Linked DNA regions of Homo sapiens: region 2 is linked to region 1. Evidence: read pairs that join two places in POLR2A ChIA-PET (ENCODE). Cell type or tissue: GM12878. All regions are shown on one strand. Links, peaks and the distances in the headings refer to the core of each region. The heading gives the core; the rest is flanking DNA.

Region 1 (7,442 bases), core at 2,046-4,545:
CTTTCCAGATGAAAAAACTGAAATCCAGAAAGGCTAATTAACTTGCCCAAGATAATATAACTGGTACTACACTAGTCCTCCTGTTTATAAGACCAACATTTCTGCTTTATACTAGACCAAATCTAAAATACACTATCACTTGGAAGAAACATTACAGGGGATTTGTTGTTAATGAATGAAGGCCTTTGCCTAGTTCTAGATCCAGAAATCACTTCAAGGCTGTACCTGAACCAAAACAAAATTCATTCAAGAAGTAGTCTGTAAATGCCTACCCCATGCCATACAGTTTCCCAGGAAACAACAACAAAAAAAATGGAATATGGCCTCAACTCCCACTGCTCCCTCACCAAAAAAACACCTCATCTCTCTGATAATGACACACTTCTGCATGCTAAAGTGATACTGAATGATAGTGATCTCATGCTTCATTAATATTTACATTTTTCTTGGGGTACTTGGAGGTAATTTTTTAGTCTTGTAGATTAAAAAAGGAAATGGCCTTGGGACCTTTCTCCAAGTGAAAGCTTGAGTGGAGCCCAACACATAAACAGAGCAACTTAGAATCTCTCATCGACATCTACTGCTTTTGCCTCAGCTCAAATAAGGGCATCAATTGTCAGAACCATGGCTCCTAAGGTGTGGTCTCTGGACCAGCAGCATCAGTATCACCTGGGAAGTTGTTTAAAAAGCAAATAGATGGTCCCACCCAGATATAATAAATCAGAGGCTGGGGCCCAGAAACTTGTGTTTTAGTAATCTCTTTGGGTGCTTTGAGAACCACTCCAATTTAACTTTCAGGTTTCATGAGCAGGACATTGAGGAATACATCTGGGCTTGAGGATGTCTTCCAGTGATTCTCTAGTTGAGCACATCATCAAAATAGACATTTCTATACCATGTATAAAGCATCTTCCAGAGCATTACTTTGAGGAATCCAAGTTCTTTGTCTGCATTTTAAATCAAATGCTTTGGGCCAGGCACAGTGACTCATGCCTGTAATCCCAGCACTTTGGGAGGCCGAGGCAGGTGGATCACTTGAGGCCAGGAATTCGAGACCAGCCTGGCCAGCATGGTGAAACCCCATCTCTACTAAAAAACAAACAAACAAACAAAAACAAATGAATGCTTTAGATTTTATTTCATTTTTAGAAATTTAGTTTCATAATAACTATGATCTTCCTAAGAGTAGCTATAAATACAGTAATTTTGGAAGATATAGCTTTTAGTTAGGTAAACCAATCATCGTCTCATTTTAAATCTGCCTTTTAGATAAGAATTTAGTTTAGACATAAAGGTTTTGAGCCTTGCAATTATATCTATATAGTAATTATTTTCCCAGACACATACTCAAACACAATTTAAACAATATGGCAATTTTATGTAATAATCCAGAGCTTTTTTTTTTCTTACTCTTGAAACATTACACTAAAAAAATCACAGACCTATGGTTAAATCAGCTTCATGCTTCGTAAATAATGGGGTAATACCGATTATTTTCAATTTCAAAACACGATCATAAGTTCAATGTAAGAGAGAGTGAGTTCTTTATATATTATAATCTCTGCAAGTATGGTGTTCATTTTGGTCGCTGAATTTTTCTTTTTTTGTTTGTTTTACAGCTTCCTAACCAGTGTCTCTTATTCTCTTCCAATTGTGCTTATGGTTGCCTGGGTTGTATTTATAGCTGCCTTTGTAAAAAAGCTTGTCTATGAGAAAGACCTCCGGCTTCATGAGGTATGTTGAAAATCACTTCTTGTTATGAATAAGTCCTGTTCATAGAACAATTACTATGATTTTCATCATGCCTTTATAAACTTCAGAAAGCCTAACTTATCCCTTGTGAATTAAACAGAAAGAAAAACCTTTTACAAATCACAAAAGCAGCTGATAAGGCAATATTTTATTTTCTCAAAAAGTGACATAAAAGTCACTTAATAAGTGCTTTTGAAAAACAACATCTGAATAAAATATGAGTACAATGATAATTCCTGGAGTAATTTTTTGCCCAAGAAATTACCTATAGGACTTAGGATCTAACAGAGGAAGTTTAAATAACAACAATAACAACTGTTCAGGCAGAGAGATTGTTGGCATGGTAACTAAAATAACCCAAATGTAGATATAGATAGAGCTATAAACATAGACATAGACATATGGCATATTTCGGCTCTCACAAAGAAAATTCTCTTTCCAGTATACCTTGTCTCCTTCAATTACCTTCTCCATTTCCCACTGACTCCTGACTTATAGAAACTAAGAATTTCATGTTATGCTACTGATTGGGTTAGTAACCATATCACAATGGAAGACAGAACCAGGAGTGTGATGCATGACCTCTTTCTGGGCACGTTCTTCATCATTAACCCCAAATCCAAAATATCTTACTTCTTTTTAGAATTTATGATAAAGCATTATGTGATTTTTAGATTGTATTTGAGTAGAAATTATTTTATCTACTTATCCCATAATGAGTCCCTTCTTATACTCACTCATGGAGTGGAAACAAAGGTGAAACATTTCAAAACTGGGGCACAATAATTATTGCAAGGCCTGGCTGAATTCTGAAATAATGAGGTTAGAGGAACCCGTCCATCCACTTGTCCTTTTCAGACTTACCTTGCCAATGCTTTTAGACAATTGATCATTTCTCCCTATAAGATACAAGTTGCTGCTACATATTTCTGTTAGTTCAGCATCAGGCTTTCAGGGTTGTCCCCGTATTTGAACTTATATTTTTTACCTCTTCTGTTTGAATTTTGGTTGATCCACACAGCTGCATTTTTATATTTCAGTTATAATTTGGTAAACTTCTCATCAACTAGTTTGAGTCCTGTTGTTTTCAGGACTGTATGCAATGGTTTTCTAATTCCAATTTAGAAACTTGAATCCATGCCTTCAACCGTAATTATGATTGCAAGCCCCTCCCTTCTAGTTATCTTTCAGGTTCCCAGTATTCAGAAGCAAATCATCACAGAGTAAAGAAAATCTTTGAGATAGAAACTGTGACAGAAACAGAGTCCATTTCTACTTCAAAATTAATACCTACCTTTAAAATATTACTTGTGATAGAAACAGTAAATAGAAGCATGTATGCATACAGTATATATACAAATGTATATGCATATAATAAAACTGTGTGTATATAATACACACACATTGTATTATTTCATGTTTGAAGATGATGCTCTCTGAATGCATCTATGTATGTCACCAAAAATTATCAAAGCATAACGAAAAGTCATTTCTCAACTGAAAATGCAAAAGACTTGTTTTTAGCTATGAACCAGTTTCTGTTTGGTAGCTCTGTGTCTCCATTTGGCCTGCGTCTACCTTTGAAATTTAACCACCTTTGTCTTGGGGTCAAAGTCACATGGTGGAAGATCACTGAACTTGTAATCAGAATATCAGGTTTTGTATTCCAATTCTACCAGCCATATACACTCGGGCTCAGTCTCTTAAACCCTTTGAGTCTGATCATCTAGACTTCATTCAACATTTATTTCCAGAATGTAGCTCTCTCTCTCTCTGCCAGAACAGAGGAGCTCAATTATTCATATTTTATCAATTCTAAGACATTGATTTTCCCCCCTTTTTAAAGCCTTGGAAATTGGGATACATTTGATAGGGTGTCACGATTTATTTGGCAGTAATCTTTCTTTCTTGGTGGCATGTAAAATAGTGGCACATCCTCAATGTGTTCTAAATTCAAAGAAATACAGTGTGTTTATGAAATGAATTGATGGAGGTGAGCGTGGAAGGAGTGGGATGTCCCTAGTGCCTCCTGCTCAGCCTCGCTCCACTGCCCACAGTTCTCATCTAAACTCCTCCTTTTTAAAGATGTAAGGTTCAGCTCAGAAAGTGAGAAGTGACTTGCTGAAGACCTTGGAGCTAGTTAATGGTAGATCTGGCAGTAGAACGGAAGTATTTTGACTTCCAACCAATCCTCTTCCAGATCATAGCTACCTTTACCCTTAGAATCTTACTTTAGTAACACAGACTTCTAAGGACATTTGCAGATGATGATAGATAATCTCTTAAGTTACCAGAAACTCAAAGTCACTTTTTAATACTATCTTTTCATATTCTGATAAAGTCTAAAGCTGCCCAAGTCCTACTTCTTTCTCATTCAAATTAAACCAAAAAGGTAAGTAAAATCAATATTCTCCCCTTTTCGTTCTGTAATTATTCTCAGTCCTGGCAAGAAAACCAAGTTAATTGCTATCTCAATGAAGCCACTTATCTTTGACTTTGTTATGGTATGATTCCATGAATCCCTTTCCCTTGTTAAATAAATTAGCACAAATCTAATAAGTTTATTAAAGTAAGCCCATAGTATAAAAAAAGTACTTAAAAAATGCCTTTCGATTGGGTTTTGTTCTGCACTTTGCTTTTAAAAATTAAAATACTGAAGCTATAAAAATCTGATTTTATAACATATACAGAAGAGTATATTTTTTCTCATTATTTTCATGGTTTATGAGTTCGATTCATCTGTTTGATCTAATGTAAGTCATGTATGGGACTTTCAGTGCTTATATTTTGTTGGAGACAGAATTTTGGAGTCATTCTCTCAGTTCAGACAGGTAGCCTAAAATATATGTGGGCCGCAGAGGTGTTACCAAGAATTAAACAAAGATTTTTTTAGTCTCCTAGTACTTCACATTAAACAATTTTTTTGTGCTTTCCTGACATACATTAATCCACCCCACCAGTGGGAATTTGAAATGTTTCCAGTAATGATCACAACATCCTTTATATCATACTAAAAAAAACAATAATATAAATGTCTATTGTCAATAGAATTATAGAAATTGAGGTAGAAAATGTTATTATTCCTTATGAGTTAGTACTTGACATTCTTGCAGAATTGAATGAAGACATTGCTCTCAAGTAAATATATGAGTATTTCTGATTTCTTTTCTTGGCAGTATTTACGTCAACCCCTGTGCATAAGCTTCTCATGAATGTGGCAACACATTTATCCAAACTCTTCTAGAATCTCTTTCTTATTCTCTGCTATAAACTGGGCAGACTTTGGCTACTAGGCAGCGGGGTTTTCTTTGAGCAACAGGTTATCAGATATTGATGAATTGCTCTGGCAGGTTTGGGAGGCTTGATAAAAGTGACTCTCTGATTACAAAGCTGGCACCTGACATCTGTCACTTTGAGGAGGAACTAATGGCATCCAAGAAAGCACATCTAGCCGCTCTCGGTGGGCCCCCTTCCATCAGCAAATTTGGTCTTGTTTATTACAACAAAGTTGGCAGTGAATCTGGATAATTTATGGATGACTTATATGCTCTCACTGGTCTTTCTCTTTATGAATAGCAGCTGTTTTCCTCGTGGCATAAAATCCTGAAGTTTAACACTGAAGTTTCATGCTAGAATGTTAAATAGTGAATGCTTTTGGAAGCACCTAACTCACCCTGTTTCAGGAAAAAGCAAAATGATGAGTCTCTAACTTTTGCAAATTCCTGGGACTGGAATCTGATCTTGAGTATCAAAAATTTCAAAATTACAGTGATTAAACACCTTTAGTCCTGGTGTTCAAGCCTGCCAAATTATCTTTTAACAAGCCTATGAATGAAGAACATTCTCAATATATAAGTGATTTCTAGAAAGCTATCAATTGTCAGGGAAGAAAAACACGTTTATACACATGACATCAGCTTTATTTTGTGGCCTTGATATGGTCTAGATATTTTATAAACCACCTTGGGAAATATATTGACATTGTCTCCTACTTACATACATTACCACTGGGACGAAATATGTTTGTATAGGCTACATAAAACTGTGGTAAATATCAGCTTGGGAAGTAGTAATATAGGTTCCATAACTCCCCACTTAATTATATTCAAATAGGCATAAAAATCTGAAAATACAAATAGTAGGAAAGGGAAATAAAAAGGACTAACATATCATATTGGAACAGGTGAATATCTCTGAAATAGTCGCCAAACATGACACAGTAATTTTTTCAAATGGGGTAGGGTACACGCAAAGAATTGCTGGAATAAGATATCTGAGGTCTTTTTCACACCAAACTGTAGTTTTGTTTTCAATGATAGCATGTGTAGCAATTGGGGAAACTTTCCATAGTGACCTTTGCTTCATGCTACTTTGACCCATATTTTCCATTCCCACGGAAGCATAGGTTGAGTCTTTACTACAAATGGTGACAGGGCCTTGGAGGAGAAAAACATTAGGGAGAGAAGAAGGTGAGAAAGAGGGCAAAGTTAAGAGGGAAAGTCACAGGGTCTTTCTCAGTGGTGATTAGTTTAAAGCCCACAGCTTAGGCTGTTGGCAGCCAGGTAGCTGTTTCCCTGGTAACAACTGGAGCAGCAGAGTTATCGAAATGTGATGTTACCAAAGCAGAAAGTAAAATTCACTATTTTGCTCGTAGAGCAAAAGATCCGATGCATTTGCTATAATTTTTTTTTCCTGGAAAACTTAGGTTTAAGGGGGTGGGGCATTGACTATCCTTGATTTTGAAAAAAGAAAAAATTGGGTTATAAAGCTGTTAGTGGAGATTTATTTATTTATTTATTTATTTATTTTGAGACAGAATTTCACTCTTGTCTCTCAGGCTGGACCTGCAGTGCAGTGGCATGATCTCGGCTCACTGCAACCTCCACCTCCTGGGTTCAGGCTATTCTCCTGTCTCAGCCTCCTGAGTAGCTGAGATTACAGGCACCACCACCATGCCCGGCTAATTTTTGTATTTTTAGTAGAGATGGGGTTTTGCCATGTTGGCCTGGCTGGTGTGGAACTCCTGACCTCAGGTGATCCGCTTGCCTCAGACTCCCAAACAGCTGGGATTACAGGTGTGAGTCACTGTGCCCGGCCAGTTAGTGGAGATTTCCTCTGTTCTTTTTTTTTTCCTAAAAAAAAAAAAAAAAAAAAGGGGGGGGATACTAGGTTGATAGGCTTAACATTAATCATGAATTGTTTTTTTTTTTTTTTCATTTTTTTTTTTTCTTTTTGAGACAGAGTCTTGCTCTGTCGCCCAGGCTGGAGTGCAGTGGTGTGATCTCGGCTCACTGCAAGCTCCGCCTCCCAGGTTCACGCCATTCTCCTGCCTCAGCCTCCTGAGTAGCTGGGGCTACGGGGGCCCGCCACCACTCCTGGCTAATTTTTCTGTATTTTAAGTAGAAACGGGGTTTCATTGTGTTAGCCAGGATGGTCTCTGTCTCCTGACCTCGTGATCTGCCCGTCTTGGCCTCCCAAAGTGCTGGGATTACAGGCGTGAGCCACCGTGATCGGCCCTCATTAATCATGAATTGTTAAAATTAGAAACCAGGATATCCAGGTTTCCCCAAAGTACATGTCACAAAATTCAACCAAACCAAGGTCCAGGGGACTTTAAATCTTTTTATTTTTATTTGTATTATTTTATTATACTTTAAGTTATGGGATACATGTGCACAGCGTGTAGGTTT
Region 2 (7,442 bases), core at 2,300-4,799, 73 kb after region 1:
AGCAGTCCAGTCATTAAAGAAGATATTCATGAAATATTTTGAGCTAAAAAATTGTAGGCAAGATGCTCCAACCAATGCATATATCATTTAAGAATGAAATAAATGGAAAGTTCTACTAAAGGCAAACCAGATATAACTCCAGAAAAATCCTGAAACTTTCCGTCATATTCTTTGGTAAAATGCATAAGCACACACTAACTAAGCTAGAAGATTTTCTTTTCACACTAATCTGTTTTAAAAATTTATCTAAGATACATTTAAAAAAAAGAAAACTACAGGCCAATATCCTTAATTAAAAATGATGCAAAAATCCTCAACAAAATACTGGCAAACTGCTAAAAGAAAAACTTCAGCCAAATTAAATATAAAGGAGTTTAATTAAGCAATGAACGATTCGCGAATTGGGCAGCCCCCAGGATCACAGCAGATTTAGAGAGACTCCAGGGATGCCTCATGGTCAGAAAAAATGTATAGGCAAAAAAAGTAGTGATGCACAGAAACTGGTAGTGAGGTACAGAAACAGCTGGATTGGTTACAGCTCCATGTTTGCCTTATTTGAACACAGTTTGAACACTCAGCAGTGTATGAGTGGTTGAAGTATGGCTGCTAGGACTGGCCAAGACTCAGTGATTGTTACAGGAGCATACTCCTAAGTTAGGTTTTCAATCTTGTCTACCTATTAAGTTAGGTTGCAGTTTATCCACAAGGACTCAAATATAGAAGTATGGAGTCCTTCTCAGGACATATTTAGTTTGCTTTAACAAAACCAAATTCAACAACACATTAAAAAGATCATTCATCATAACCAAATGGGATTTATCTCGGGGATGCAAGGATGGTTTAACATATGCAAATCAATCAATATGATGCATCATATCAACAGAATGAAGGACAAAAACCATATGATTATTTCTACTGATGCTGAAAAGCATCTGGTAAACTTCAGCATCCCTTCATGATAACAACAACAAAAAAAAAACCCTCAAAAACCGGGTATAGAAGGAATACACTGCAACACAATAAAAGCCATATAGGACAGACCACAGCTAGTATCATACTGAACAGAGAAAAACTGAAAACCTTTTCTCTAAGCTCTGGAACAAACAAGGATTCCCACTGTCACCATTGTTATTCAACATAGTACTGGAAGTCCTAGCTAGAGCAATCAGACAAGAGAAAGAAATAAAAGTCATCCAAGTCAGAAAGAAGTCAAATTATTCTTGTTTGCAGATGATTTATCTTGTATTTGGAAAAAACTAAAGACGCCATAAAAAAAAAACTGTTAGAGCTGATAAACAATTCAGTAAAGTAGCAGGGTACACAATCAATGTACAAAAATCAGTAGCATTTCCATATGCCAATGGCAAACAATATGAAAAGGAAATCAAGAAAATAATTCTACTTACAATAGCTACAAATAAAATAGAATACCTAGGAATTAACTTTAACCAAAGAAGTGAAATATCTCTACACTGAAAACTATAAAACACTGATGAAGGAAATTGAAGAGGGCACAAAAAATTGGAAAGATATTCCATATTTGTGGATTGGAAGAATCAATATGGTTAAAATGTTCATACTATCCAAAGCAATCTACATATTCAATGCAATCCCTATCAAAATACCAATGACATCCTTCACAGAAATAGAAAAAGCAATCCTTAAATTTCTGTGGACCCACAAAAGACCCAGAAGAGCCAAAGCTATTCTGAACAAAAAGAACAAAACAGAAGGAATCACATTACCTGACTTCAAATTATACTACAGAGCTATAGTAACCAAAAGAGCATGGTATTGGCATAAAAACAGACACAGATCAATGGAACACAATAAAAAAGGACTCAGAAATAAATTCATACATCTACAGTGAACTCACTTTCAACAAAGGTACAAAGAACATACATTGAAGAAAGGACTATCTCTTTGATAAATGGTGCTAGGAAAACTGGATATCCACATGCAGAAAATGAAACTAGACCCCTATCTCCTAACACAGATAAAAATCAAATCAAATGGATTAAAGACTTAAATCTAAGTCCTCAAATTATGAAACTATTAAAATAACACATTGGAAAACTCTCTAGGACATTGTACAGGGCCAAGATTTCTTGTGTAATATCCCACAAGCACAGGCAACCAAAGCAAAAATGGACAAATGGAATCTCATCAAGTTAAAAAGCTTCTGCACAGTAAAGGAAACAATTAACAAAAATGAAGAGACAACCCACAGGATAGGAGAAAATATGTGCAAACTATACATCTGACAAGGGATTAATAGCCAGAATATATAAGGGACTCAAACAACTCAATAAGAAAAAATCTACTCATCCGATTAAAAAAATGTCTATTTGAACAACTAAATGTCTGAATACAGAATTCTTAAAAGAAGACATACAAATGGTAAACAGGTATATGAAAAAGTGCTCAACATCATTGATCATCAGAGAAATGTGCATCAAAACTACAATGAGACACCATATCACCCCACTTAAAATGGCTTTTATTCAAAAGATAGATAATAACAAATGCTGGCAAGGATGTGGAGAAAAGAGAACACTCATACAATGTTGGTGGAAATGTAAACTAGTACAACCACTATGGAGAGCTTTCTAAAACACAAAAACTAGAGGTATGATATGATCCAGCAATCTCATTGCTAGGTATATACCCAAAAGAAAGGAGATCAGTCTACTGAAGAAACATCTACACTCTCATGTTTACTGCAGCACTTTTCACAATAGCCAAGATTTAGAAGCAACCTAAGTGTCAATCAGCAGATGAATGGGTCAAGACAATGTTGTGCTTATACACAGTGGAGTAATATTCAGCCATAAAAAAAGAACGAGATCCTGTCACTTGCAAGGATGGAACTAAAGATCATTAAGTAAAATAAACTAGGCACAGAAAGATAAATTTTGCATGTTTTCTCTTATTTGTGGGAGCTAAAAATTAAAATAATTGAACTCATGAAGACAGAGAACAGAAGGATGGTTACCAGCCCCTGGGAATAGTGGGGGAGGGGGAGCAGGGGGGAAATGGGGATGGTTAATTGGTAAAAAAATATAGTTAGATAGAATGAGTAAGATCTAGTATTTGATAGCAAAACAGGGTGACTACAACCAATAATAATTTATCAGACATTTTAAAAGAAGTAAAAGAGTATAACAGAATTTGTGTGTAACACAAAGAAAGGATAAATGTCTGAGGTGATGGATACCCCATTCACCCTGATGTGATTACTACACATCGTATGCCTGTATCAAAATATCTCATGTACCCATAAATATGTACATCTATGAACCCATAAAAATAAAAAATAAAGTTATTAATTGAAAAACTTATCTGATAGGACTTGACAGACAATAATAGATTTAAAAGATACACAGGAAAATCAAACATTATATAACAGAAGTTCCTTTTTGTTTTTGAAAACCAGTCAATGTAAGAGAGCACATGTTAAAAACTATGACTGAAAAAAAACTTACCTTAAAAAATAAACATCAAAGCTAAATATTGAAATGATACATTGTGTATCTGGGTGGACTTCACTGAGATGAATATTCTTGTAAAATTATTGAAATGTAAAGGAAAAACCCTTTGGATAGCCAGAAAAAAGAACCAAGACCCATTTTAGAGAAAGAAAATTAAGTAGTCATAATATTATTTGACAGTAATGATTTATATCAGGAGAGAAAACATAAACAAAAGACTTTGTATCTAATTAAAATGAAACTGAATTATAAAGGTTTTAAGCAGATTATTTTGAAGATATGAGAATTCGGGAAAATTCAAAACCCTTTCCTGAGGAACCTACCAAAAAACAATTTTCAGACAACAAAATGATGGGAGTAACATTGACATAAAGACTAGTTTTGAGCATTAAACATCTATTTGTCTGCAGAACTAAATCTAAATGAAGATTATAAAAGTATGTATGTGAAAAAAAAGAAAAAGGAACATATCTGATCTCTTCCTAGGTAGAGCTTCAAAAGTACTCCTCTGTTATAAAGGTCTTCCTAAAACTGTTCCTTGATAATGAAATTAAACTATAAATTATCTTATCAAATAATTTATCTTTATTAAAGAGACAGCTTACATCCTTACTTGACCAGTGTAACCTATCTAGCATTTTGAGATCCCTCCACGAATACTGAATCTCTAACATAACTTACATATGTAAAGCATATCATTTATTGAGCACAGAGATTTGAGAAAATTGAGGGTTTTTTTTTTCAATTATTCTTTTGTGAATGTACTAAGGAGAGGAAATAGGTGGTTAAAATGTAACGGACACTCTACAATGGCCCCCAATTATTCCTACCTCCTGGTACAGATGTTTTTTAGTGAAAAATTCTCTCTCCTTGACTATGAGAGAACCTGTGACTTGCTTCAGACAAACAGAATATAACAAAAGTGATTATGTCACAAAAGATTGTACCATCTGTCTTGCTAATAGCCTCTCTCCCTTCCTGGCTTTAATGAAGTAAGAGGCCATGTTGAAAGGCCTCCTTGGCAAGGAATGGCAGGCAGCCTCTGGCCAACAAGTGGCAAGAAACTAAAGATGGCCTCCAGCTGAGAGCCAGCAAGAAACTGAGACCCTTAGTCTCACAACCAGCAAGTAAATGCTGCCAACAACCATCTGAGCTTAGCAACAGGTTCTTCCCCAGTCTGGTATGCAGATAAGAACTCAGCCCTAGACAATACCTTAATTACAGCCTTACAGAGAACTCTGCTAAGATGCACCCAGACTCCTGACCCATAGAAATGGTAGATAATAAACATGTGTTGTATGAAGCCACCAAATCTGTGGCAATAGTATTACGCAGCAATAGATAGCTAAAACTCATAGGTAGATTCAAATCTAACTGCCTATGCAGCCTTAACTTCCATTTTTTTCTTTGATAATATTTTTCCCTCAAAGTACCCTTTCCAAAAGATTCTAGTCAGTATTTGCTTAAGTGTGTAATTAATAATCCTGTCCACCCCAATCTTCGAGATAATTTTTATTCCTCTCTGTTTAAGGCACTAACTCTTTGGTTGACTTTCTGCTAATTATTTCACTGTGGTAAAATACACCTAAGATTTATGATCTTAATCATTTTTAAGTGTACAATTAACTGGTATTAAATACATTTATAATGCTGTACAACCATCACCATCTGTCTCTACAACTATTTTCATCCTGTAAAACTGAAACTATACTCATTCAACAATAATCTCCTTTCTCCCCTCTCCAACTCAACAATCACCATTATACTTTCTTTCTTTATGATTTTGACTACTCCAGCTACTTAATATAAGTGGAATCATATAGTATTTGTCTTTCTGTGGCTGGCTTATTTCACTAAGCATAATATCCTCAAAGTTAATCCACGTTGTGGTATATGTCAGAATTTCCTTCCTCTTTAAGGCTAAATAGTATTCCATTGTATGTATATACTACATTTTGCTTATCTGTTCATTGGTCAACGAATACCCGAGTTGCTTCTACCTCTTGGCTGTTGTTAATAATGAACATGGATGTACAAATATTTCTTCAAGACCCTTCTTTCAATTCTTTGTAGTATATACCCAGAAACGGAATTGCTGAATCATATGAATTATCACATAATTATATTTTTAATTTATAATACTGTTTCCACACACAACAATAGCATTTTTCATTCCCATCAACCCTGCACTAGGGTTCTATTTACTCCACATCTTTACCAACAATTATTACAATTATTATATTCTGGTTTTTTTGGTAGTAGCCATCCTAATGGGTGTAAGGTGGTATCTCATTGCAACTTTGATTTGCATTTCCTTAATGATTAGTGATGTTGAGCATCTTTTCATGATTTTTGTTTGTTTGTTTTTGGTTTTGGTTTTGGTTTTTGAGATGGAGTCTCACTTTGTCGCCCAAGCTGGAGTGCAGTGGCACGATCTTTGCTTATCTCAAGCTCCGCCTCCCAGGTTCACGCCATTCTCCTGCCTCAGCCTCCTGAGTAGCTGGGACTACAGGTGCCCACCACCACGCCAGGCTAACTTTTTGTATTTTTAGTAGAGACAGGGTTTCATCGTGTTAGTCTGGATGGTCTCGATCTCCTGACCTCGTGATCTGCCTGCCTCGGCCTCCCAAAGTGCTAGGGTTACAGGCATGAGCCACCGCGCCCAGCCCTGTTCATGTTTTTATTAGCTATTTTTATATCTTCTTTGGAGAAATGTTTATTCAAGTCTTTTGCTCATTTTTGAATTGGGTTGTTTGTCATTGAGCTGTAGAAGATCTCTATACAGTCTGGATACTAATCCCTTATAAAATATATTATTTACAAATATTTTCACTATTGTGTCAGTTGCCTTTTTACTCTGTTGATAGTGCCTTTTGATGCATGATTTTTAAAAATGTCCATGAAGTTCAAATTTGTCTGTTTTTCCTTTTGTTTTCTATGCCTTTAATGTCATTGCCAAATTCAATGCTATGAAGCTTTTACTCAATGTTTTTTTTCCTAAGGACTTTATAGTTTTAGGACTGACATTTAGGTTCCTGATTCATTTTGAACTAATTTTGTATTCCAACTTCTTTCATTTGCATATGGATATCTAGTTTTTCCAACACCATTTGTTGAAAAGACTATTCTTTCCCCACTGAATGGACTTGGCACCCTAGTCAAAAATCATTTGATCATATATGTGAGGGTTTACTTCTAGGTTCCCTATTCTGTTCCATGGGTCTGTATACCTGTCTTTATGCCAGTTCCACATTGTTTGATTACTGTCGCTTTGTAGTAAGTTTTGAAACCAGGAAGTGTGAATCCTCCAGTTTGGTTTGTCTTTTTCAAGGCTGTTTTGGCTATTTGGGACCCCTTGAGAGTCTGTATGAATTTTAGGTTGGCGTTTTTTATTTCTGCAAAAAAATGTCATTGGGATTTTGATAGGAATTGCGTTGAATCTATAGATAGATTTGGGTAGTGTTGACATCTTAACAATAGTAAGTTTTCCAGTCTATGAACATGAGATGTGCTTCCAATTACCTGTATCTTTACTTTTTCAGCACTGTTTTATAGTTTTCATTGCACAAGTCTTTCTCCTTCTTGGTTAAGTTGGTTTCTAAGTATTTTATTCTTTTTGATGCTATCTAAGTCCATTTTGGCTTCCCGAACAAAATATTTTAGACTAAATAATTTATAAACAATAGAAATGTATTGCTCACAGTTCTAGAAGCTGAGAAGTCAAAGATCAAGGTGCCAGCAGATTCATAGGTATCTGTTGGCAGCCTACACTTCATAGATGACACTTTCTTGCTAGTCCTCATATGACACAGAAGACAAATAAGCTCCCCTAGGCCTCTTTTACAAAGACATTAATCCCATTTATGAGGGCTTTGCCCTTATGACTTAATCACCTTCCAGATGTCCCACCTCTCAGCTCCACTGCGCTGATTGTTAAATTTCAACACATGA

The links. ChIA-PET counts read pairs that join two places held together with the same protein. Peaks named below come from ENCODE experiments on the same cell type or tissue, not always from the same donor. Only the 100,000 strongest peaks of a DNase experiment are listed, where the experiment ranks them.
Region 2: POLR2A ChIA-PET joins it to region 1 with 7 read pairs; 2 of 35 experiments call an interaction of 5 or more read pairs at or near these places.

The regions. Positions count from the first base shown.
Region 1 is chr2:214,991,987-214,999,428 of GRCh38, reverse strand. It overlaps ABCA12 (ATP binding cassette subfamily A member 12), which reads left to right. Exons shown (of 53, transcript NM_173076.3): 23 at 1,620-1,734. Among named protein-coding and RNA genes, the nearest start is that of ABCA12, 140 kb to the left of the region's middle. In GM12878, for the core only: no CTCF peak of the experiment used is centred there; DNase peaks (open chromatin) are centred at 3,318 and 3,847; H3K4me3 peaks cover 552 bases; H3K27ac peaks cover 2,367 bases.
Region 2 is chr2:214,918,807-214,926,248 of GRCh38, reverse strand. The region is part of intron 2 of SNHG31 (small nucleolar RNA host gene 31); the gene reads right to left. Among named protein-coding and RNA genes, the nearest start is that of SNORA70I, 76 kb to the right of the region's middle. In GM12878, for the core only: no CTCF peak of the experiment used is centred there; no DNase peak of the experiment used is centred there.